Linked DNA regions of Homo sapiens: all the other regions are linked to region 1. Evidence: chromatin loops called from intact Hi-C (ENCODE). Cell type or tissue: heart right ventricle. All regions are shown on one strand. Links, peaks and the distances in the headings refer to the core of each region. The heading gives the core; the rest is flanking DNA.

Region 1 (7,755 bases), core at 1,515-6,514:
AGGGATTAGCAACAGCAGGCAGCTGTTCTTACATTTCAGTTCTTAAATGTAAGAGATTTTGCACTTCAAAATACACCATAAGAAAATTCGAAGGTAAGTTACAGGCTATTAGGTAATATCTGCAAATCATACCTCTGATAAAAGATTGATATGCCAAATATATAAAGAATACTTACAACAACAACGATAGCAACAAGCAACTCGACTTACAAATGGGCAAAAGACTTGAGTGACATTTCACCAAAGAAGACATATAAATGGTTACTAAGCATTTGGAAAGGTGTTAAACATCAATAAACATTAAAGAAATGAAATGAAAACCACTTCACACCCACTAAAGATGTCTACAATTTTTAAAAAGACACACAATACAAAGTTGATACTTCTACATTTAGAAAACCTGGAACCTTGGCCGGGCACGGTGGCTCACGCTTGTAATCCCAGCTTGGGAGGCCGAGGTGGATGGATCACCTGAGGTCAGGAGTTTGAGACCAGCCTGGCCAACATGATGAAACCCTGTCTCTACTAAAAATACGAAAAACTAGCTGGGCGTGGTGGTGGGTACCTGTAATCCCAGCTACTCGGGAGGCTGAAGCAGGAGAATTGCTTGAACCCGGGAGGCAGAGGTTGCAGTGAGTCCACATCGTGCTGGCCACTGCACTCCTGCCTGGGTAACAGAGTGAAACTCCGTCTCAAAAAAAAAAAAAAAAAGGAACCTCATACATTGCTGGTGACAATGTAAAATGGAACAGCCACTTTGGAAAATTGTGTGGCAGTTTCTTAAAAAGGTAAATATAAACTTCCCAAAGACCTTGTAATTACGCTTCTAGGAATCTGCTTGCAATAAATAAAAACATACATCCTCAAAAAGACTTGTATGTGAACGTTCATGGCAGCATTCTTCAAGGCGGCCCAAACTGGAAACAACCCACATATCTGTCACCTGGTGAATTCAGAATTTGGTATCTCCATGCAACGCATTATTATTCAGCAATAAAAGAGGAACTACTGACACCTCCTATACCATGGACAGAACTCCAAAACATGCTAAGTGAAGGAAGCCAGACACAAAGAATCCTTATTAAATAGAAGTTTACGGAGCCAGAAAGCAGACTGGTGGTTGCCTGAGGCTGGCGATGGGAGCATTGATTGACTGCAAGGAGGGTGATGGGAAATTTTTGGGGTGATGGAAATGCTGCAAACTGGATTGTAGGGATGGCTTAGCTGCACACATTTACTGAAAGTCATTGGATTGTGCCCTTACAGTGGGTGGAGTGGGGTTAAATTACATCCCAAAACAGTTGTTAAAAATTACAAATAGGGGTCAGGCATGGTGGCTCACACCTGCAATCCCAGCACTTTGGGAAGCCAAGGCAGGTGGATCACCTGTGGTCAGGAGTTTGAGACCAGCCTGGCCAACGTGGTGAAACCCCATCTCTACAAAAAATTCAAAAATTAGCTGAGCATGGTGGCAGGCATCTGTAATCCTAGCTACTCAGGAGGCTGATGCAGGAGAATTGCTTGAATCCGGGAGGTGGAGGTGCAGTGAGCCAAGATCGCGGCACTGCACTCCAGCCTGGGCAACAAGAGCAAGACTCCATCTCAAACAAACAAACAAAAAAAAAGTTGCAAATAATATATCTTGTTGCAATAATATAGACTCAGCATCAACATGGTCATGTTGTCTCTCCTGTTCTATCTCTCCCAGTCTGTGAGCTGCTCTTGAAGATTTTGCACCCATTTCTGACAGCCTTATTGTTCCATTTCTAGTAAAGTTCACAGGTATTAAATTCCTCATTAGAACATGATGTTCTTCATTCTGAAAACTGCTTTCCTTCAAGCAATTATTAACCACTCTTGTCAAGGCCACCCCTCATGCCAGCTGGCTACAAGTCTCTGCACACTCTTGGACCATCCATCACCAAGGAGCAACATCTGCTGCGTGCTTTTGCCTTCGCTGCCTTATAAAGCAGAGGGAGATCGGAGTCCTGCGCCTGCCTCCATGCTTGTACTCGGAGTTGCTTTTCTGACTCAGAGCTAATATAAGCCTGACCTCACTCCTCCCTCTGGAATTTGAAACAACAGAAGAACAAGGACAGTGCAGAACCTTTTAATGGGTTTCAAATCTCCAACAAGATTCTGCACAGGCAAATGATCCATATACCATCATGAAGTAAAACAGGAGGCAAGAAAAAAGGCAAAAGAAAAAAAAACTGGCAAATCCTGTCTCTGGGCTTATGCTCAGGAGCAGCTCAAATTTTTTCTTTCCTTTCTTTTTTTATAAAAGAAGTATTCTTTCCACGCTTGAGCCTATCAGGGTGAGATCTGCTATCTTTATTTTCAAGTATTCAGTCAAAACCAACCAATCAAACAAATGAACAAACAGAAAAAATACTCATCCTCTCTGCCTACAGCCCACACCCCCCAAAAGATAAAAATAATCTTGAACTCTGGCTCACAAGTGAGGTAAACAAAAATTTTAGTTCTGACTCTGCTGCTGTGTAACCTAAGGCAAGACCGAAAGACTTGGAACGGACTCATTTTTGTCCAAGAATCTCCTAGGAAAGAGGGATTTGTCTTCTTAGTTTCACGAAACCGAACTACAACAGTAGATCTAATGGCATGTTGAAAAAATAATTTCAACATATTGTGATTAATGTCACATTTCCTAACCCACTGAAAAGAAACTGAATGTCGGTATTCAAAAATGAGTAGAATGATTTATTCTCTTTTATTAATTACTTAGTATTCTGATGCTTAGGAGCAGGCATAGGTAAAAGTATGGAGACAGAATTGATTACATAATTTATCATGCAAAACAGGATTAAGGAGTGAAAAAACGCAGTAGTCATCGTGCTGGGACTGCGGGAATAAGAAGAACTGTCTTGGGCCCTCCTTAAAGTCTACTTGGTTTCGCCAATTTAAGAATTTCGAATGGAGCTTGATTTGCTTGGCAGGCAAGCTGGCTTGGGTCCATCGGGAGCCTGGGCATGGGGAGGAACATGCCAGTGTGAGTGCCAGTGGAGGGAGAGGTGGGCAGAATTCCCCATGAGGGAGAGGCACTGGAAAGCTCTCTTCCCACGCCTCCTGGAGCTGCCACGACAAACTCCTGCAGACGGACAGCTTGAACAACAGAAGTTTATTTTTTCACAATCCTGGAGGCTGGAAGTCCAAAATCGAGATGTCAGTTTCTCCTGGGCCTCCCTGCTGGGTTTGCAGAAGGCCGTCTTCTCTCTGAGTCTTCACATGGTCGTTCCTCTGTGTGTGCCTGTGTCCTCATCTCCTTTTCCTATAATGACACAAGTCAGGTTGGATGAGGGCCCATCCCTATGGCCTCATTGTAATTTAGCTATTTTTTAAAAGACGCTATCTCCGTAGACAGTCCCATTCTGAGGTGCCAGGGGCTGGGACTTCAGCACATGCGTTTTGGGGGGAACGCCATTCACCCCATAATGTGGGCTTTCTTACATACCTGTGACTGGAGCCTTGACGGCGCCTCAGTCAGAGCTGATCACCCAAGCGCTCCCAGTCTCTGCCCTCCCTAGCTTGCTCTGACCCTGGCATGGCCTCAGGAGCCCTCTGTAGAGCTCCCTGCAGCACCGCCTCTGTGCCAATCCAGGGTGTGAGCCAGGGAGCAAGACAGACGGGGAGTGGGGAGGAATGAATTGAACAGCCTCAGGGTATGCACGCCAAATGCAGAGCAGGCCCGTGCCTTTAAACAGAGGACCATTCCTTTCCTTTTAAGCCTGTTCTTGGCCTCCCCCGCCCACCTCTGCAGAGACCAGGGGCTGAGGCCAGTGGGGTGGCGTTTGTTTTGGTGACTGTGTTTATGTTCTCACTTCAGGCGGCTGACAGGAACACACTGCTAATGAGAGCTTTGCCTGTTAGGGAGATGCTGTTTATGCAACTTCCAAAGAAAAAGAACAGCCGCCTGTGTACTAGGTGTTCACAGGGTGGGAGGGAGCTTTTTGGAGCCTCTCCAAGGAGGAGGTGGAGGGAGAGAGTTGTAGCTGGTCCACTAGCTCCGTGTATGAATCCTCTGCCCTGGCACAGCCCCATCATACAAGGTCATATCCTCCTAGAATGAGAGAAAGGAGTGGGCAGATGCCATCCTGGTCCTCAGTATGCTCAGAGCTCAACAGTAGTCAAAGGTTAAACAAAGTCACATTAAAACTCCCCAGGAGGAAGCATTCAAATAGCAAAAAAAGCAAAGTTAGGAAATATAAAATGTCAGCTAATATATGATTTCCCCCTTTGGCTTATTCGTTCCTCAAATCCTACTAGGGTGGTGTTACAGGGGCGGCCCCAGAGTGCTTACTCAGGGGCCATGTTTCTGGGGGTAACACTTCTTTCCTAGAGAAGCCCTCTAGTGCCTTCCAATGAACCATGCAGTGAATCTGAGGAAGCCGTCATTCTGATTCAGTGAAGAAGAATCACAAAGATGGCTGGCATTGCAGACCTGCAGAAGACCTGTCATCTCAGAAAGTCTTTGGACCTTCCTTTCAGTGCTCCTGCTGCTGCAGGGGTGTCTCCCAACTTGAGCTTCTTGAGCAGCAACTCCATCCACCGCCTCAGCTGGGCCCTGGTGTAGGAGCTCTGCTATAGGCATGGTGGGCTCCCTGGTCTATCCACACAAATTGTGACTGAGCTGAGGGTCACCCACTGCACTTGGTCTCAGTCCACAAGCCCCTGATGGTTCAGAAGGTGACTTGGAGTAGGATATGACTTCTTTTTAATGAAATGGCATAGACTATAACTTAATAAGGCATTGTTTCAAGAACTAGCTAGTTTTCCTGTAGGGGAAAGTGGCACAGAGCTCGGGCAGAATCATCCTATTTAGACGGCAATTTGTGAAATATTTTTTAAAAGGTTAGTCCTCCATGCCCACTGTTTGCATCCTGGGTTTGGACTTGGGAGCAGAAGGATGGAATTGGCAGTGGCAGGCACATCACATATGCAAACCGAGACCCTGTGAGAAGATGGTTTGAATGTCCGAGATAACACTGTTATTTCACCAGTGAGACACGGGAGCCTAGAAGAGTACTGATCCCAATCAAAGAAACCCGTGTGCCTTCCTGGCAGCATGCCTCACTCCATCCTCCAGGTCCTCAGAGCACTTTCTCCACCCCACTGTGTGCTCCAGGCACGATGCAGACAGTCACAGACCTCTCTCTACAGGAGCCATCTCTCAGGATCCAGAGCAGGGGTGAGGGTCATGAGTGCTGGTGTTGGTCACACGTGGGCCCCAATCCCAACCTTGCAACTATGATCTCTGCAATACTGGGCAGGCCCCTTAGTTGCTCTGATCTTTGGTCTTCTCATTTGTTAAGTTGACAGAATAATAGTAACTCTCCCACAAGGTGGTTATGAGGATTAAATGAGATAATGCATGCACAACATTCAATACAGTAAGTGCTCAGCCTGTGGTTACTGTGAATATCCTTGAGGCTAAATTGGGCATCCTTAAGATTAAAGAAAAAACTCACAAAAAAACAAAAAATAGCACTTTGCTCATATCCCTAGTGTCCAGCAGAGTGAGCGTATGTAGTAAATGTTCAATGCATAACAGCTGAATAGATGAATAAACAAATATATTCATTGCAAATCAGATTGCACAGATATATGCACATTTGGCCTCCTTTTAAAAATAATGTTAACACAGAATAATTTATTTAAAAAGAGTTTTACCAGGGAAAGAAAGGGAACATTACATCCAGAGATTCTAGCGGAAGAAAGTTCCTACATTTATAAGTAATACTTAGTTCTGAACTCTATAGCAACCAACATTTGCCTTATATATATTTATATGGGCTGCACACAAGATGAAAAATCAAGAGAGCAGTAGAACATAGTGGTAAATAATACAGATTTTGGAGCCATCCTGCTTGAGTTCAGATCCCAACTCTACCACTTTCTAGTGGTCTGACATTAGCCACTTAACCCATCATATTGGTGCCGTCATTTTCCTATCTGTGCATATTCCATAGGATTATGAAGATTAAATAGGTTAATTTGCATAAATCACTTTTATATGGCTTACTATGTATCAACTACTGTTTTCTTTTTGCTTTCCATTGAATTTGGGTATTTATTCATCACCTTGAAGACGACTGCATAATCTGCCTCTTCCTGTGGGATTTAAACAACAAATTAAATTAACCATAGGGGTTATAATCATGTTGGTAGCTGAGATTTGTACCAGTGAAACAGTAAGAGGACCCTGAAGTCTTGTACTAAATGCCCAAGAACCTCTCCGTCCCCCACTACATAGTCGGGGATCTCAGGATGTGGGGAAGGTCGAGCTGTGGCTCCTCCAGGATGAGCGGGGTCTGCCCAGGATGAGAGCCCCTGACTGAGATGGCACGATGAGGGCGGTGGGGGCAGATGGGCAAAGCTGTGGAGGTGGGATCCACAAGGACTACAACTGGGGTGTGGGAGGGAATAGAGAAGTGGCGGGGGCTTCGTGCAGGACAGAAACAGGACACATGGCGGAGTGGGAGCTCGTCCACCGTGGAAGCCCTGACAGAAGGCCTGGCAGGGAGAAAGCGCAGCCTGCTGTGTGTGTGACCTCACTTGGAGATGAATATTGCCTGGGGAATTCTGGATGCAAATAAGCCCCCATTCGACCTTGGAGCACAACCTGGAGCCATGGCAGGGCCAGAATTGCATGTGACCCTCCTGCTGTCGTAGACCCAGCGCCTCTTCTCACTGCAGCTCTGTGTGTGAATGTGCTGGGTTGTTCCCTGTGTTCCCAGAATCCAGCTCATCGCATCCAGCATGGAGGAACAGGTTGACGCTCCCTTATCCAAAACGCTTTTTGGATTTTGGAACATCTGTGTCATACCTAATGAAATATCTTGAGGATGGGACCCAAGTCTAAACAGAAAATCCATTAATGCTTCATATGCACCTCAAGCACATCACCTGAAGGGAACTTTAGACAATATTTTTAGAATTTTGTGCATAAAGTTTTGACTGCATTTTGACTGAGACTGATGACATGAAGTCAGATGTGGAATTTTCCAATTGTGGCATCATGTCAGTCCTCAAAGAGTTTTGGCTTTAGAGCATTTTGATTTTTGGATTTCTGGACTAGGGATGCTCAAACCTGTACTCGATTCATTGGATTAATCCAAGGACAGAGAAGGATGGAGCTAGAGAATTAAGGTAGTGGGGGCTGGAAAGGGGCAAAGAGGCTCCCACTTGTAAGGGGAGCAGGGGCCTCAGGGGAAGCCTGGGGAGTCGGTGGCTTGATGACCTTTGTTTCTCTTAGGATGGGACCACTTTGCCTTCCTTTTCCTGTAGTCAAGCCATACTGCCCATGCTGTCTTAGGCCGTTCTTGCATTGGTATAAAGAAACACCTGAGACCAGGTAATTTACAAAGGAAAGATGTTTAATTGACTCATGGTTCTGCAGGCTGTGCGGAAAGCATGACACCACCATCTGCTTCTGGGGAGGCCTCAGCATAAGAGTTAAAGAAAGAGGAAAGAAACACGAAAAGCAGCTTAACAGTCAAAGGCAGGTTTATTTTGGAGAATAAACTTGAGAGGGGCTTCTGGCCAATTTCAGTCAGGAACGTTCTCTCTTACAGTCTAAGGGAATTTAAGGGTTTAGGAAGGGGGAGCTTATTGCAGGATTGGAATGTTTCTATGTGAGGAAAATTTTATTGTGGGGTTGGCATGTTTCTGGTCGGAGTGGGGTTTATCTTAGGGTTGGAATGTTTCTGGTTATGCTGACATTAGTCATTAGGCTGA
Region 2 (7,755 bases), core at 1,635-6,634, 54 kb before region 1:
GCTTCTTCTTCATTTTCTTTTGCCACAGCCATGTAAGAAGTGCCTTTTGCCTCCTGCCATGATTCTGAGGCCTCCCCAGCCATGTGGAACTGTAAGTCCAATTAAACCTCTTTTTCTTCCCACTTTTGGGTATGTCTTTATCAGCAGCATGAAAACGAACTAATGCAGCCCACATTCTGTGATATCCACTGTATTCATTGGAATAGAACAGATATGCTGTGGTGGCAAAAGAAAAGCCCTGGAAAGACTGTATTTCTCACAACACTGTCAGCTATGGGTTGAGTGGCTTCTCTGCATAGGCTCCCCTGCAGTGCTCCCTTGCATAGGTCTTCTGCATGGGTCTCCTGTAAGCTCTCCTACATGGGTCTCCTGAAGGTTCTCCTGCTGGGTCTCCTGCAGTGTTCTCCTGCATGGGTCCTTTGCATGGTCTCCTATCAGCTCTCCTGTCTGAGTCTCCTGAAAGTTCTTCTGCTGGGTCTCCTACAGTGCTCTCCTGCATGGGTCTTCTGCATGCATCTTTTGCAGTGATTCCCTGCATGGGTCTTCTGCATGAGTCTCCTGCAAGCACTCCTACATGGGTCTCCTGCAGTGCTCTCCTACGTGGGTCTTCTGCATCCAACTTCTGTAGAGCTCCCCTGCATGAGTCTTCTGCATGAGTATCCTGCAAGCTCTTCTGCATGGATCTTCTGTAATGCTCCCCTGCATGGGTCTTCTGCATCCATTTCCTGTAGTGCTCCCCTGCTGACTATTTTGCATGGGTCTCCTGCAGTGCTCCCCTGCAGGGGTCTTTTGCATGGGTCTCTTGCAATACTGTCCTGCATGACTCTGCTTTGTGGCTTTCCTGTTGACACAGGCTCTCTTATTGGCAGAGATCTAAACTACTTCCATATTGCAGTGCCTCCATGTTAGAGTCCTTTCCTTCTAGCCACATGGTGAGAGGCAGTGAGAGACAGAGAGAGAGGAGAGAAAGGAGAAGTAAGATGAAAGTGCAGATGCCTAGAAAAGACACATACGCTGGTATTTGCCTCAGACCTCAGCTAGCAAGAGAGACACCATTCCTGCTCATGTCCCAAGAATTAGTTAAATGACCTCATCCAGGTATCCTGGTCTGGAAGTTAGGAGGATCATATGGGTACTTGGTGAGTAGGAATGGTCTCTGCCATGTCATATCTGGATGCTGTCTCCCTGCCCCTATTATCCTTCGAGAAGCCTTCCATAAGAACTCTATTTTGAGCTTTCCTTCAGCAAGATGGGTTTGAATTGTTTACTGACAGTCTCAGGTCAATGACAGAGCAATAAGATCTTTTAGGGAAGAGAGCTTGTAAATGTCTCTTATATGATGCTACCACCTTTTCTCCATCCCCTCAACCTTTCCTTCCACTCCTCCTCATTTTTCTCATTCACGATGCTAAGTGTGATGCTTTGCCCAACATAGGTGATCAACATGGGCTGGAAGTTGGGTGTTAGGCTTCATTGATGGCAGAGGGATAAAGGTTACTTTGATTATCCATTTGAGCAGAAAAGGGAGTCATGGCTTACCCGCTACATACCTGAGAAAATCATGGGGTTGTTATTCACCATAAGTGCATCACTTTGTGGTCAACATGTTGTGCTAATTATACAAGTGAATCTAGTCCCTAACTGCCTTGTGATTCTAGACTATAGAAGGTGACCATTCTACCATATCCTGGAGTATTGTGTTCATTTCTGGAAACCCTGAAAGTAGAGATTTGAACAAATGAGGAGGTGAAAGAACTGAAGCCTGGAGAATCATAAAAAGCATGACTTACATTCAAATATTTGTAGGTCTATATTATAGGCTGCTAAGTTGATAAAAGTTAATTTGTTTGACCCCAAGGAGCAAAGTATAATTTAGAGACAGATAGGTTTGAATTTCGTGTTCAGAAAAATGTTATTAATAACAGGAAGTTTCTGAAAGCAAAGTGGAGCTGTGAGTTATTGTCCATACATGGGCAGAAGCTGGTAGATCTTGCTGAGGTCATATTAGAGAAAGTTCCTGCATCAGACACAGCATGGGAATACCTGATGTGCTTTGCTTTCCTCTCTGAAATTCTGTTATACTCTTATCTTTGAGTCTTAGATGAGCCAACTGAATTTGGCTTTCCTCAGACATCATGAGGAAAATAATGTCCTTCTTAAGCCTTTAATAACTGTGTAGTGGGAAGGTTTGTCTTAAGAGTATATATATATATATTTTTGATGGAGTCTTGCTCTGTTGCCTAGGCTGGAGTGCAGTGGTGCAATCTCGGCTCACTGCAAACTCTGCCTCCTGGGTTCACACCATTCTCCTGCCTCAGCCTCCCGAGTAGCTCGGACTATAGTTGCCCGCCACCATGCCTGGCTGTTTTTTTTTTTTTTGTATTTTTAGTAGAGACAGGGTTTCACTGTGTTAGCCAGGATGGTCTCGATCTCCTGACCTCGTGATCCACCTGCCTCGGCCCCTCAAAGTGCTGGGATTACAGGCGTGAGCCACCGCACCCGGCCCCAGAGTAAATTCTTAGAAGTGAGATTGCTAGGATAAAAACCAAATGCATATGTAATTTTGTTGCATATTGCCAAATCCTCCTTCAGAGAGATGGTGCCTTTGCTGTTTCCACCAGCAGTGTAGGAGAGTGCGTTTCCCTACAGCCTCGCAAACAGAAGGCATTGTCGAATTTCCAAGTTTGCCAGTCTAATGGATGTGAACTAGGATTGGTGTTTTAACTTGCATTTCTCTTATAGTGAGAGGATCTGAACATCTTTTCATATGTTATCTTTTGTGCATTGTTGCTTCATGTCTTTGCTAATTTGCCTCTAAAATTTTTTTCCTTTTTTTCCTCTTAATTTTTAAAAGATGTTTCAAGTTAGGAGTATTAACCTTTTATGGGTGATGAATACTGAAAATCTTTTCTCCCAGTACTCATTCGTCTTTTAACTTCTTTGCTTACGGTGTTTACCATTTTGAGTAGTTTGTGTATTTGTTTGTTTTTAGTTTTTTGCTTTTGACATGCAAAAGTTTTATTTTTATGTGGTCACATTTATCTTTTGGTTTTCTGTATGGGGATTTTTAACAATTAGAAAGCCTTCCTCCATACTCAAGGTGCAGAGGGATTCCATCATGTTTTCTTCTAGTGTGTGTATATTTTTATTTTTTTTTACTTTCGGATCTCTGACATCTCTGGGGTTTATTTTGTGTGTGTGGTATCAGAAACGGATTTAATTTTACCTTTTTCAGAATTGCTCTCCAGTTGTCAAAGCTCCTCTTAGGCCTTGGATAACTTTGGTGGGGGGCAAAATTTTTGTTTTGAAACAAAAATTACTGCTTTGTTTCAAAACATTGGCCACCGCCCTGCTGCCTAAATCTAAACTCCTCAGGTGCTCTCAGGCCTGGCTGGGCTCCACCTCTTCACTGTACTGCAGACCTCAGCCTGATCCATGGTCTGCACTCCCGAGCACTAGTGTTCTTTGCCACAGAGGACAAAGCAATCCAGAAGATCCTCAGGCGCCACGTGAATTGCTTCTCTCACGTTAGTGCTATTGCCTCTCGTAAATGGCAAAGTCCTTGAAGGCAGCAGCTATGCTCTTCTATCTTGGGTGACCCTACAGCACCAAACTCAGACATGAGAACACAGTGAACATCCACAAGTGCTTCTGGACTTACGATATTTTGAGATGTGAACAAGACATGCTATCTCCCTAAAACACACACGATTCCTCCAGTCATGTCTCCTTGAGTGGCTGCTACATGACAGGCACTGTGTGACAGGCATAGTGTGATAAGCACGGGCACAGCAAAAACAAAGTCCCCTGGAGCACAGAGTGTGGTTGTGGACACCAGCAATAAATAAAAAAGCAGAGATGCAAGCTCATGGCATGGCAGGTGGCATGGACTTTAGAAAGAAGAGCAGGGAAGTAGGATCAGGGCTATGCTCAGTAAAGTGAGTGACTTGAGTGAAGTGGAGGGAGGACCCCGGTGAAGACATGGAGAAGGTGCATGCCAGGTAGAAGGTACAGAGGTGAGGATGCTTTGCCGGGAGGGAATGATCTTAGAGTTTGAGTAACAGCAAAATGCTTGCGTGTGGAGGGAATAAACTAAGGGAAGGGCTGGAGGAGCTGAAGTCAGAGAGAGAGGCAGGGGCTTTATGCCTCGTGGCCCCATTGACCACAGATGTACATGAAGGGAAGGGAGCAGAAACGTGGCCTGTGTGCCATGGTATATGTGGAAAATGGAACATCAGCCGCAAGTGCGGATGCAGCAAGAGTGGCAGGAGGCTGCTGGTGTCCGGGCAGGACACATGTACACATGTGGCCGAGGCTCAGTGGGAACAGTGGAGGGGGTGAGAGAGGTTAGATTTGGGATCTAGTGTGAGGATGAGGCCAGCAGAACTTTCCTCTGTGTTGAATGTGGGAGTGAGGGAAAAAGAGATTTAAAGATGATGCCTGATGCCTATGTTTCTGGTCTGCATAACTGATAGATAAGGGTGTCATTTTCTCATTTCCAAGTGGACCTAGCATCTCATGATTTCCCTGTTCATAGCATCTGGGTTCTGTCAGGTAACTGAAGCAGGCTGAACCTTAAAATGACCACCTCTCCAAGGTTGTAACCGGGGAAATAAATGCCGTTTGCGCCTAACTACCTTCATGAAGGATTCAGAGGCGCTCATGCTCATCAGCTCTGGCAGGCATTGATTCGGGGGAAGGGGGTGTTCAGCTCAGAGAGAGGCCAGCTCTCCTGCATCTGCTCGTATGGGCAGTTGGCAGAGAGAAGGGCAATGCTGACCTTAAACCAAGGTCAGGAAGGGTCTGTCGATAGGGTGGAGCCACCTGGCCTTTACTAATGTAGGAAAAGCTTTTCACACTATCCTCTGACTGGTTCTCTCGGCAGCATTTAGAGTGAGCACTGTGAGCCGGGACGTGCTCTGGGTGCTCTCGCTGCTCCCAGCAGAAGGGTTCAGCCCGAGGTGCAAGGTCAGATGAGCGGATTCCATGGTGTGCACGGCAGCGAGGCATGAGGGCAGTGCGGAGAGGAGCAACATGTCTCAATGTTAGGAGAAAAGAGAAATTCCTTCAAAGGGGTCATTGGCATCAGGAAGAGAGTATGGACCAATTCACAAAGAATACATTTCCCAAATAGAATTCCAAGCATTAAAAATGTATTGGGTATGCCTGTAATCCCAGCACTTTGGGAGGCTAAGGTGGGCGGATCACCTGAGGTCAGGAGTTTGAGACCAACCTGGCCAACATGGCAAAACCCCATCTCTCCTAAAAATACAAAAATTAGTAGGGCATGGTGGCGTGCACCTGTAATCCCAGCTACTTGGGAGGCTGAGGCATGAGAATCGCTTGAACCCAGGAGGCAGAGGTTGCAGTGAGCTGAGATCGTGCCACTGCACTCCAGCCTGAGAGATAGTGCAAGACTCTGTCTCCAAAAAAAAAAAAAAAAAAAAAAAAATGTATTGGGGAAAAAACAGCCATGTAAGACCTCAGGCCTTAAGGAAAGGGTGATGGCCAGTGCTTAAAGGAAAGAGAGAGCCTCAGTGCCCAGAAGGCGAGTTAAGGACCTACAGAAACTGGTGTTTCGTGTGGCCTGCTCTCTAAGGATATGGCAGAAAGGCAGATTAAGGGGTATAGTATCAAAAGGGAGGAAGCACCACAGTTGAACTGAGTCCCTGATACTATGGTCCAGGACTCTGAGATTTCACTCTCCAAGGACAGGATTAGACCCTCGGTCTGAGGCTGAAGGTTAAGTGCTTCCACCGGCAAAGAGCGAATGGTTGCTGGGGTATTGAGCCAAGAACAGCCACAGCGAAGGTTCACAGTGAGTGAGTGATACCGCTGGGAATCAGCCAGAAACAAAGCACCACCATAAAGAATATCACTTATAAGGATAGGACTTTCCTGTCCATTTAGGAATCACTGTCCTGGAAAACTCAGTTCCGTTCGTGTTGCCTTTGCGTTGGCCAGTCAGCGGTGCCAGCTGGAAGATACATAGACGAAGCTCAGTGGTGTGGATCAGGCAGGGTTAAGCACTGACAACAAAGTCATGGTAGGGAGACCACATGGAAAATGTGACCAGAGAAAAGATCCAGGAGAAAAAGTGTCTTGCTTGGTACAGGCATCTAAGACAGCTGGATTTTTCTTGAGTCTTTTTGGATCCTGTGGTCAGCAGAGTAACCTGATACATCTTGGGTGGCGGTTAACTATTTGTTTCAACTTGGTGGGGCCACAGTCCCCAGACATTTGGTCATTCTTGTGGGTGTGCTTTGAGGGTGTTTTTGGGAGAGATTAACATTTGGACAAGCAGACTGAGTAAAGCAGGTTGTCTTCCTTAATGTGGAAGGACTTCATTCAATCAGTTGCCTGAACAGAACAAAAGGTTGACCCTTCCCCTAGTAAAAGAGAATTCTCCCTGCCTGGTGGCCTTCAAACTGGGGCATCAGCTCTTCCTTTTTCTACAGCAGCTGCTGCTCTTCAGACTCAGACTGGATCATTGACTCTGCAGATTGTGAACTTGCCAGCCTCTATCTATCATCTCTCTATGTTTCTGCCTGTGTGTCTGTCTGTGTGTCTGTCTACCTACCTACCTACCTACCTATCTCTCCTGTTGCTTTCTGTTCCCCTGGAGAGCCCTGACTAACACATCTTATTATAGGATTAGTCAGAACTCCCAACAATTTTGCCTGGTGAAGTCTGCTCAACAGCTGCCAGGTTCCAAGGTCAAGCGTCCAAAAAGGGAGAGGGAACCAGCCAGAAGCTGTATCATTTTAAGACCTGACCTTGGAAGTCATTCAGGGTTCCTTCTACCAGCTTCTCTCATTAGAAGTGAGTCACTAAGATGACCTGTATTCAAAGAAAGGGAAATTAGAGCGCCTTGTTAATGGAAGAAATATAAAAAATTTGCAGACATGTTTTCAAAGCACCATTTTCCACTCTCTGGCCATAATTTATTTACATTTCTCCCACTCTCTTACCTCCCCTCAAGATCCCACGTCTTATCTGTTGTGGGATCAGACTCACAATCTTGTCAACTGAGTAGGTCCAAGTGCAGGTCAGGTGAGTGAACTGCTGAAGATGTGAACAAAAGAAACAAATCACCCAGTTCTCCCACTCTAGAAATCCTAAGAGCACTGAGGGAAGGAACTGTATCTCTTTTTAGCCCCCATGGTGCTTAGCACAAAAAATAGTGAAGGTTGTTAAGACATCATCTTGCATTTTTTCTAAAGCAATAAACATAAATAAATAAAACATCTACATCCCTCCTTTCTGTTCCCAAGTACAGAAGTCGCCCCCTCCAATCCATTGTTTCACTTTCCTCAGTTTCTGTTACCTGCAGTTCACCATGATCTGAAAATGTTAAAATATTTTCAGAGATAAAGCAGCTATATTCACATAACTTTTATCAAAGTAGGTTGTTATATTTGTTTTATTATTATTTATTATTTTGAATCTCTTAACTGTGCCTAACTTGTAAATTAAACTTTATTATAGGTATGTATAAGAAAAACAGCATATAGAGAGTTTGGTACTGTCTGCAGTTTGAGGCAACCACTGGGGGTCTAGGAACATCTCCCATTTGGATAAGAGGTAAGTACTGTAATAGAATTCCTTGCCTTTGAAGGTCAGAGGTTGCAACAGTGGACACTGCAGGACCTCAGAGAGTGAGCAAACACTTGTGCTCTGTGCACATTGCAGACATGTTTTCAAAGCACCATTTTCCACTCTCTGGCCACAAATTATTTACATCTCTCCCACTCT
Region 3 (7,755 bases), core at 1,635-6,634, 130 kb before region 1:
AGAATAGGGGGCAGGTTTTTCTGTCAATCCTATTTTCTAAAATAAATGCTGATATTTCTTTATTCCTCTACCCTCCTTCCTGTTTTTGCCTTCTAAGTCCTCTCTGCATGTGTGTGGGGGTGGGTAGAGGGGACTGGATTATAGAGATGGATCAGTGTGCTTTCTTGCTCTATGGCTGGACCATTTGGTTCAGACACAGGCAGGGCTGTGGGAGAGAGAAGAGGGGGTTTACTTTCCTGCCCCCAAGCCTCGATTCCTGGTTCTAGGGGCATCCCCTGTCTCCATAGCTTCAGGCTTGGTAAGTGTCCCCTTTACGGCCCCAGCTCTTCCAGGATGCCCTGGTTCCTCTTCATGTCCCATTGAGCCTAGGAAGGGCCCCCCGCTTCTCATTGCTAATAGTTGCTGGGTGCTTCAACATCCTTGTGCCTATCCCCTATTGGAAATTCTCTCCAGAATTCCACTTGAACAGACCTCTTTTTCCAGCTGGGTCCTGACTGATATTGTAAATCTATTGTAAATCTAAATAGATTTACAGCTATTATAATCTATTTAAATAAAATGTTGATATAAAACATTACTATTTTGAGAAAAACCCACAGTTTAAAGGAAAAAACATGAAGATACAATTCAGATACCATGTTTTCCTTAATCATCTTAAATTATCACCTCCATGAACCCTATTGTTCTTCCAGCTTCACAGGTGTCACTTCTATAAAATCACTCTTAGTTTTTTGATTTCAGGTTAGAAATCCTTCTCAAAGGATCTCTTTGACCCACAGGCATCTCAGCTTCAGAGTCAGCCAAGGAGAAAGACACACACCTGTAACAGTAGAAAGGGCAATTGGGGAAGGAGTCGGGGGTGGGGAGCAACAAAATTCCACCTCGGGGAAGACGTCACTGAGCAGCTGGCATTGTGAACGTCCTTGCAGGATGCCTAGGACGAGGGTGACAAGCAGCAGGTGTCTTTTACTTGTGACGATCTCAGCCCTCGTGCAACTGGAGAAAAGGCAGGTAGAGTGCAGGGTATTTGGGGAACATGAGTCGTTTTGTGAAATTGGAGCTGGGTGGGAGGGTGGGGGCAGCAGACCGGCAGGTCGGGGAGGCTGAGGTCACCCCTCTTCATCGCCCAAACTCATAGCCTGCTATTAAGGCAATTTTCCAAAGGTTCTATTTCCGCCTTCTTTGAGAATGCCATTTACTCTTCCTTTCTTACTGAATGGGGTAAGAAATGTCCTCTTTCTGTCAGTGTGAAAGCTGCTATTAAGAAAAAAATGATCTGAAGGAAACGATTTTCACCTTTTATGTGGAAGCAAAAGCATCAAGGTACAATTTAGGTATTTACCATACAAAATCTACAATTTAGAAAAGATAAATTTTGACCTTATTTTAATTCTTTGTCTTTTAAATTGTAGAGTTTGGATTACTCCTAAAAATGTAAATGATGATTCCACTAAGTTAGACCCATTCTGCCTTTCAGCACATGCTCCTGCTTGAGTTTCAACATTAAATTCTCATGCATCTATTTGCTTGAGGGTTGGAATAGATTTTAGGAAGAACATTTGAAGGCTCAAAAATGATTTCATTGCAATCTCTTTGTCTTCTGGCCTCCTCTGTTTATCTCATTTCTCCCTTCCCTTCCTTGCTTGTTTTCAGGTTCCTTTATTGCTTCTCTTCTACAAATCCTCACCCTTCCACACACTTTCACCCCCAAGTGGGGCACCTGTCCTATGGGGCCCCCAGGAATGGAAAGACTTGAGCCCAGTGCCCCCACTTGGCTTCACCAGCCTTCCCTAAGTGGGCCCTTGGCCAGGGATTTTCCTGGGATTATGGTGGCACTGGAAATAGAAAAATGGGTGACATAAGGGAAGATGCTATTGGTGACAGGGCCTGAGCACTGAGTGAAGAGATGGGAGAGATTTACAGTTGACTCTGAGTTTGTAAGCCTGAGAAATGGGAGCATGGAGGATCATTTGAGAGAAGGAGAGATGAGAAGGATGAGGAGAGAATGCAAGAGGATGGGAGGATGTTTGGAAAAACATTGTGATAAAATGCATATGCTCATGGAGAATGGCATGACGGTTGTCCTATTAGCTTGAGTCACCTGCATGTCTTGTGGGAATGAAGGGGGCAGCAGAAAAAGGGAGCCATCCAGGCTTGATTCCTGGGACCTGTGGGGAAGCCCAGTGGGGGTGCTGATGACATTAAAGTTTTAGTCCCTAGACAACAGAGGATGGTAGGAAATTGGTGAACATAGGCTTTGTTCCAGAAATTATTCTAGAAAAGTTGATGTAAATGCAAACTTTGATAATGGTACTGTATTAGTTTGTTCTCACGCTGCTATTAAAGACATACCCAAGCCTAGGTAATTTATAAAGGAAAGAGGTTTTCTTATTTTCACAGTTCAGCATGGCTGAGGAGGCTTCAGGAAACTAACAGTCATGGCAGAAGGGGAAGCAAACACGTCCTTCTTCACATAGAGGCAGCAAGGAGAAGTGGTGAGCAAAAGTGGGAAAAGTTCCTCATGAGAGCTCACTCACTGTCAGGAGATCAGCAGCATGGGGGTAACCACCCTCAGGATTCAATTACCTCCCACTGGGTCCCTCCCACAACACGTGGGGATTATGGGAACTACAATTCAAGGTGAGATTTGGGTGGCGACACAGCCAGACCATATCAGGTACCATGTGAACTATGAGAGTTCTATTTTACAAAGGAGAAAACTGATGCTCATAAGTAACTTGCCCAATATCACATGGCTATCAAGTGTTAGAACTAGAATTTGAAAATAAATATGACTAACTGACAAGTTTCTGCCCTTTTAAAGAAGCTATGTTCCTTATCTGGGAGGTCCTGGGCACTTGGTTGGAGACAGATAGGGCCTCTTGGCATGGGTAGGCATGAGGCTTTGTCACTTTGCACCTCCTGTCCCCACACCAACCCACCCTCCACCAGGAGCAGCAGCAGCACCAATGTTGTAGTGTGACAGGTCCCCACCAGGCTGCTTAAGGGCATTTGTCCATATGTCCATGGCTTGGACCCTGAAGGCCAGGTGGTGAGCCAAGGCCATGGTACCCAGACAAGGAGCAGGTGTTCATTCCTGAGAACTCAAACATACTGAAGTGTACCTGGTAATATACCAAGAAAAATAGTCCTATCACACACACACACACACACGGCAAAGAGCCAGAAAATTAGCTTAAAAGCAACTTAAAGACAGCAGGCAGTGGGGATCTCTAGAGCTGTCTTGCTGCCACCCAGGAGAGCCCTGGATGTAGGTCCCAATAAACTCATTTACTTATCAAGCTGGACTTGATGGAGTCATTCTTTGGTCTCTTGGCTCCTTCCCAGTTTGCAGGGGATGTTACCATCCCAAGTTCTTCCTGTAACAAATATGCATTCAGAATGGCTCTCTGAATGGCATGTGACTATGCAATTTATACAAGCTGGGGAGTTAGCCATGAAGAGACCAAGTGGTACATTTCTTTAATGAAATCACACACGACTAGGATCAGTGTTATATGCTAGCTCTGGTTCTCTCTGAATGATGTCCAAGGACTCTGCCTGAACTTGTTAGTGAAAGATGAGCCAAAGACAGGGAGGGAATGAGTCAGGGAGCGTACATCCACTTCCCACAAGGCTTCCATCAATGGCACCATGCATGGGACTGTAAGATTGAGCCAACTTGCTGAGATAAAAAATAACTTCATCGTGATCCCTTAGGAGACAGGACTAAAAATAGAGATGCCCTCTGTGGCTTGAATGAGAAGTGCCTGGAGAAGGAAAGGCACCAGCATGCCTGGTGGGGGTTGCTTCTCTGTGCATCTTCATGTAAAACATCAGGGGCTTCCAGTTTTCTGACCCTTTAAGGAGTTTTTTGACCCTTACTCTCACAAGGTAGGTGGTATTTTTTTGTTTTGTTTTACAAATGTGGAAACAGAGGCAGAATTGTTACATGGTTATGTTAGAGTAGGTAGGTAGGCAGGCATAAGCAGGGCAGAAGAGGGCCCCCCTCCAACCCAGGAATGTCAGGCGAACATCAGGTGATGGGTCAGGTGGTTGTTAAATTGTCTCTCTAAAATAATAATTGGTCTCAGCCAGTGTCAGGGAAAGGCAGCCTCACAATAGATAGAAAACACCTGAAGCTGATGATCAACAGCTTCCCAATAAGATCTCAGGAGTTGGGTGGATGGGCTCAAGCATGTGCACTAAGAGGCAAAATGATGGAGTTTGATGGTGTATTACCTTTATCTAGGAACACTTGACTGGTAAGGGAAGAACACCTCTAGTGAGCATGTGCACAACTTCGGTAAACACACTGTGCATGCAGCCCCTCCAAAGTGCTGGCAGGCCACTGTGCATGTGGAGAGCCCACCCCAGTGGAAGAATCAGGGGAGAAAAGATGTTGATATGGTTAGGCTTTGTGTCCCCACCCAAATCTCATCTTGAATTGTAATCCCCATAATCTCCACATTTCAAGGAGAGACCTGGTAGGAGGTGATTGGATCATGGGAGTAGAGTCCCCCATGCTGTTCTGGTGATTGTGAGTAGTTCTCATGAGAGCTGATGGTTTTATAAGTGTTTGACAGTTCCTCCTTCATACACTCACTCTCTCTTGCCTGCCACCATGTAAGACATGCCTCTTCAATTTCCACCTTGATTGTAAGTTTCCTGAGGCCTCCTCAGCTATGTGGAATGGTGAGTCAATTAAACCTCTTTTCCTTATAAATTACCCAATGTTGGGCAGTTCTTTATAGCAGTGTGAGAATGGACTAATACACATGTCAATGTATAAAACCCCAAGTCAAAGGTCAAACAGCACACTTGAATCTCTCAAGTCACCCGCTTGGCCCTCTTCCAAGTATACTTTACTTTCTTTCTTTCCTGCTCTAAAACTTTTTAATAAACTTGCACTTCTGCTCTATAACTTTCCTTGGTCTCTCACTCTGCCTTATGTCCCCTGGTCAAATTCTTTCTTCTGAGGAGGTAAGAACTGAGTTGCTGCAGACCTGTATGGATTCACCATTGCTAACATACTTTGATGCCATGACTCAGATGCATTCCCTATTGGGAAGACATCTCCATACCTCACCTGCTTTGGATGGATGCATTCAACCCCCTTTCGTGGGTTCCCTCTCCCCTTTCACTCTCCTGCTTACTAACCAACCCCCAAAATGATTCCTCTTGGCCACAGTGGTTCTGCTCCCCCTGACTGATCTCTCAGCTCACTCTGATGGGTGGCCTACTGGGTGGGGAAGGACCTTGGAGTCTGCACTGAGTAGACCTGAGACACTAATGGCCCTCCTGGACAGGAGACTCACGAGAGTGGTAGGGTTAAAGCTTAAGACATGCAATGTCTGGGGTTTCCTCTGCCCTTTCAACTAAAATCAGCTCTTTTCCAAGACCCTGCACCATCTACTCTCCTGTTTTCTCTGTGTGTGTTCTGAAATGGCCTTGTGCATCCATGGGACCATTTGCTTGCAGGAGGCAAGTCTGCCTTTTCTCTGCTTTCAATTCACATGCTGTGTGACTTCCTTCTTTGCCCTAAACACACTCCCTGTTATTCACGCATCCATGGCTCTTGCTATGTTTGCATAGCAGCAAAAAAAATGGGCTCCCTAGTGGATGTCTGTTGGCTCACTGCTGGGACAGACTCTAATTGGAACCCCAGCTCTGCCAACTCCTTATGACTTATCATACACTTTGCTTGTCATCTGTGTTACACTGCTGGGCCTAGCTTTTGAAACAGTTTGTCCACCTGCATTTGTCCTCATTCTGTGGCCCTTTAAGGATCCCTACTTGATTTTTTTGAGTTAGCATCCCTTTGGGAAGAGGGAAAATTCTTCCTTTGCCATTTGTGATCCCTTATCGCAGGCCCCATCTCCTCCAGATGTTCTTCCTTTATGTCAAGAGGGCAAATAAACATTGCCCTCTCAAATCCAAGGGCTGCTGCTTTTGCGAGCACATGAAGGCTTTCCATGAGTATTCCTCACACTTCTTCCCACTTCCTCCTGTAGCAGAGGGATTGTCCTGTCTGCTTAAGCATGTGTTCTGTATGTTACCCCTGGAGGATGAGGAAGCCTAAATACAAATTTTCCTCTATTCCTCTAATCACTTCCATGCCCTCAATACACATCAAGGCCTTCAAGGCAATATTAGAAGGGAGGGAAGTCCAGCAGTAGCTGGCCAAAAAACAGGGTTCTTGTGTACTTAAGGAACATGGGAAATGAGAATCATCATTTTGTTGCTAGACTGCTCTGAGTGAGAGTCACTATAAGGTCATGGAGACAAAGATATAGGCCAGCCCATGGCCACAGGCACAAGAGAACCATAGGACAAAGATGAAGGCTGGTCCTAGGCTAACAGATTACCATTAGAACAGAGAGGAAGGTTGGGGTACATGGTTAGACCAGTTCATTCCAGTACCTCAAGGATGAATGGGGTGCCCCTGTTGACTCTGGTATCTCCTCTGTTCTCAAGTGGGTAATTTTGATGAGATGAGGCCAAGGTTAAGGTTACATAGTAAGACTGGTTCATTCTGGAACCCTAAGGATGAATGGTGGATGCCCTGTCCAGGAAAGGATAATAGAGCAATAAGAAGGGATGCCTTCTTTTTTCTTATTTTTTTCTCCTCTGTCCTCTCTTTGCAGATGGGTAATTGTGTCCATAAACCACAGGATATGCCCTTTGGATGCATCCCCAAGAAATCTGGGGAAAAGTTTGATCCCCCAAACCTTAAAACAAACAAAAAACTATTTTTCCCTTGTAATACTGTTTGGCCTAAAAATGAACTGGGAGAAAACTATAAGAGTCAGCTTCAGAAGCCAGTGTCCCTGTGCAGGAAATCCTCAAATTAGCCTCCTTAGTCATTTATAAACCATATGGGGACAAGAAGAACAGGGCTAGGGAGAAAAGAGAAACATGGGGACCAGAGGCAGTCTCAACTATTGGCTGCTTTATAAGCTCTTCAGTCCCTTCCAGGTTGCTCTAAGGACTCTCCTCCAAGTAACTACCATCAGTGCAGGAATCCAGGCCACTGAATTGCAAATTGCACTAATGGGATAAATGGGAAAAAGCCCCACACAGCTTTCCCCCTCTGCCACAAGGTTGGCCACTGGAAATGGGACTGCCCTGAGATTCAAAGGGCCCCCAGGACAGAATCCCAAACCCTGATGGCTCTGAGCTGAAAGGGCTTTGTGCTCCAGCTGGCTTCCAAATCAGACATTGTAATCTACAAGACAAGGCCAAGGGCAACTTTGGAGGCAGCAAATAAAATTATAAATTTCCCTTTGGGGTTCAAAATCTCCCTACTCTGTGCTAATCTCCTTCTCTTAGCAACTCTCCTTCAAATACTGTTGGGTAATTGGGGCAAATGGCACCCCCTCCCTCCAAAAGAAAAGATTAACACTCCTTTATATTACTCAAGGGATCAAATTCCATTCTCCTACCAGTCTCTGGTAATGTTGAAATACCCTACATCTCTTTGGGGCAAAAATATACTTTCCAAGATGGATGCCTGTGTAACATTTACCCAACCTCTGATCATTTTCTCTCTAATAGCTCTATTTCTCCTGGGAAAGTTACCTAAATCTTTAACCAATAACTTTAACCTAGGAAGTCCTACCTCAGGGGTTTAGAAATAGCCCATACTTATTCAGATAAGCCCTAGCAAAAGTCTAGCCAAGCAATCTTTTGTTGGGGGCTGTCTTCTACAGCATATAGATAACCTCCTCATCTGCTCCCCCTTCACAGGGCTTG

The links. Hi-C counts contacts between places; a loop is a spot of excess contacts. Peaks named below come from ENCODE experiments on the same cell type or tissue, not always from the same donor. Only the 100,000 strongest peaks of a DNase experiment are listed, where the experiment ranks them.
Region 2: it touches region 1 in a loop (2.1-fold over the local background); 6 of 110 quality-filtered maps call a loop at or near these places.
Region 3: a loop joins it to region 1, with 31 times the contacts of the local background. A loop is called at or near these places in 7 of 110 quality-filtered maps.

Annotation. Positions count from the first base shown.
Region 1 is chr7:153,520,537-153,528,291 of GRCh38, forward strand. LOC107986750 (a long non-coding RNA gene) reads right to left here and starts at 3,695. Exons shown (of 2, transcript XR_001745034.2): 1 at 3,473-3,695; 2 at 2,701-3,289. In heart right ventricle, for the core only: no CTCF peak of the experiment used is centred there; DNase peaks (open chromatin) are centred at 1,965, 3,018 and 3,895.
Region 2 is chr7:153,466,736-153,474,490 of GRCh38, forward strand. No RefSeq gene overlaps it. Among named protein-coding and RNA genes, the nearest start is that of LINC01287, 58 kb to the left of the region's middle. In heart right ventricle, for the core only: no CTCF peak of the experiment used is centred there; a DNase peak (open chromatin) is centred at 3,803; H3K27ac peaks cover 430 bases; H3K27me3 peaks cover 344 bases.
Region 3 is chr7:153,385,837-153,393,591 of GRCh38, forward strand. It overlaps LOC105375577 (a long non-coding RNA gene), which reads left to right and starts at 3,324. Exons shown (of 3, transcript XR_928187.3): 1 at 3,324-3,894. In heart right ventricle, for the core only: no CTCF peak of the experiment used is centred there; no DNase peak of the experiment used is centred there.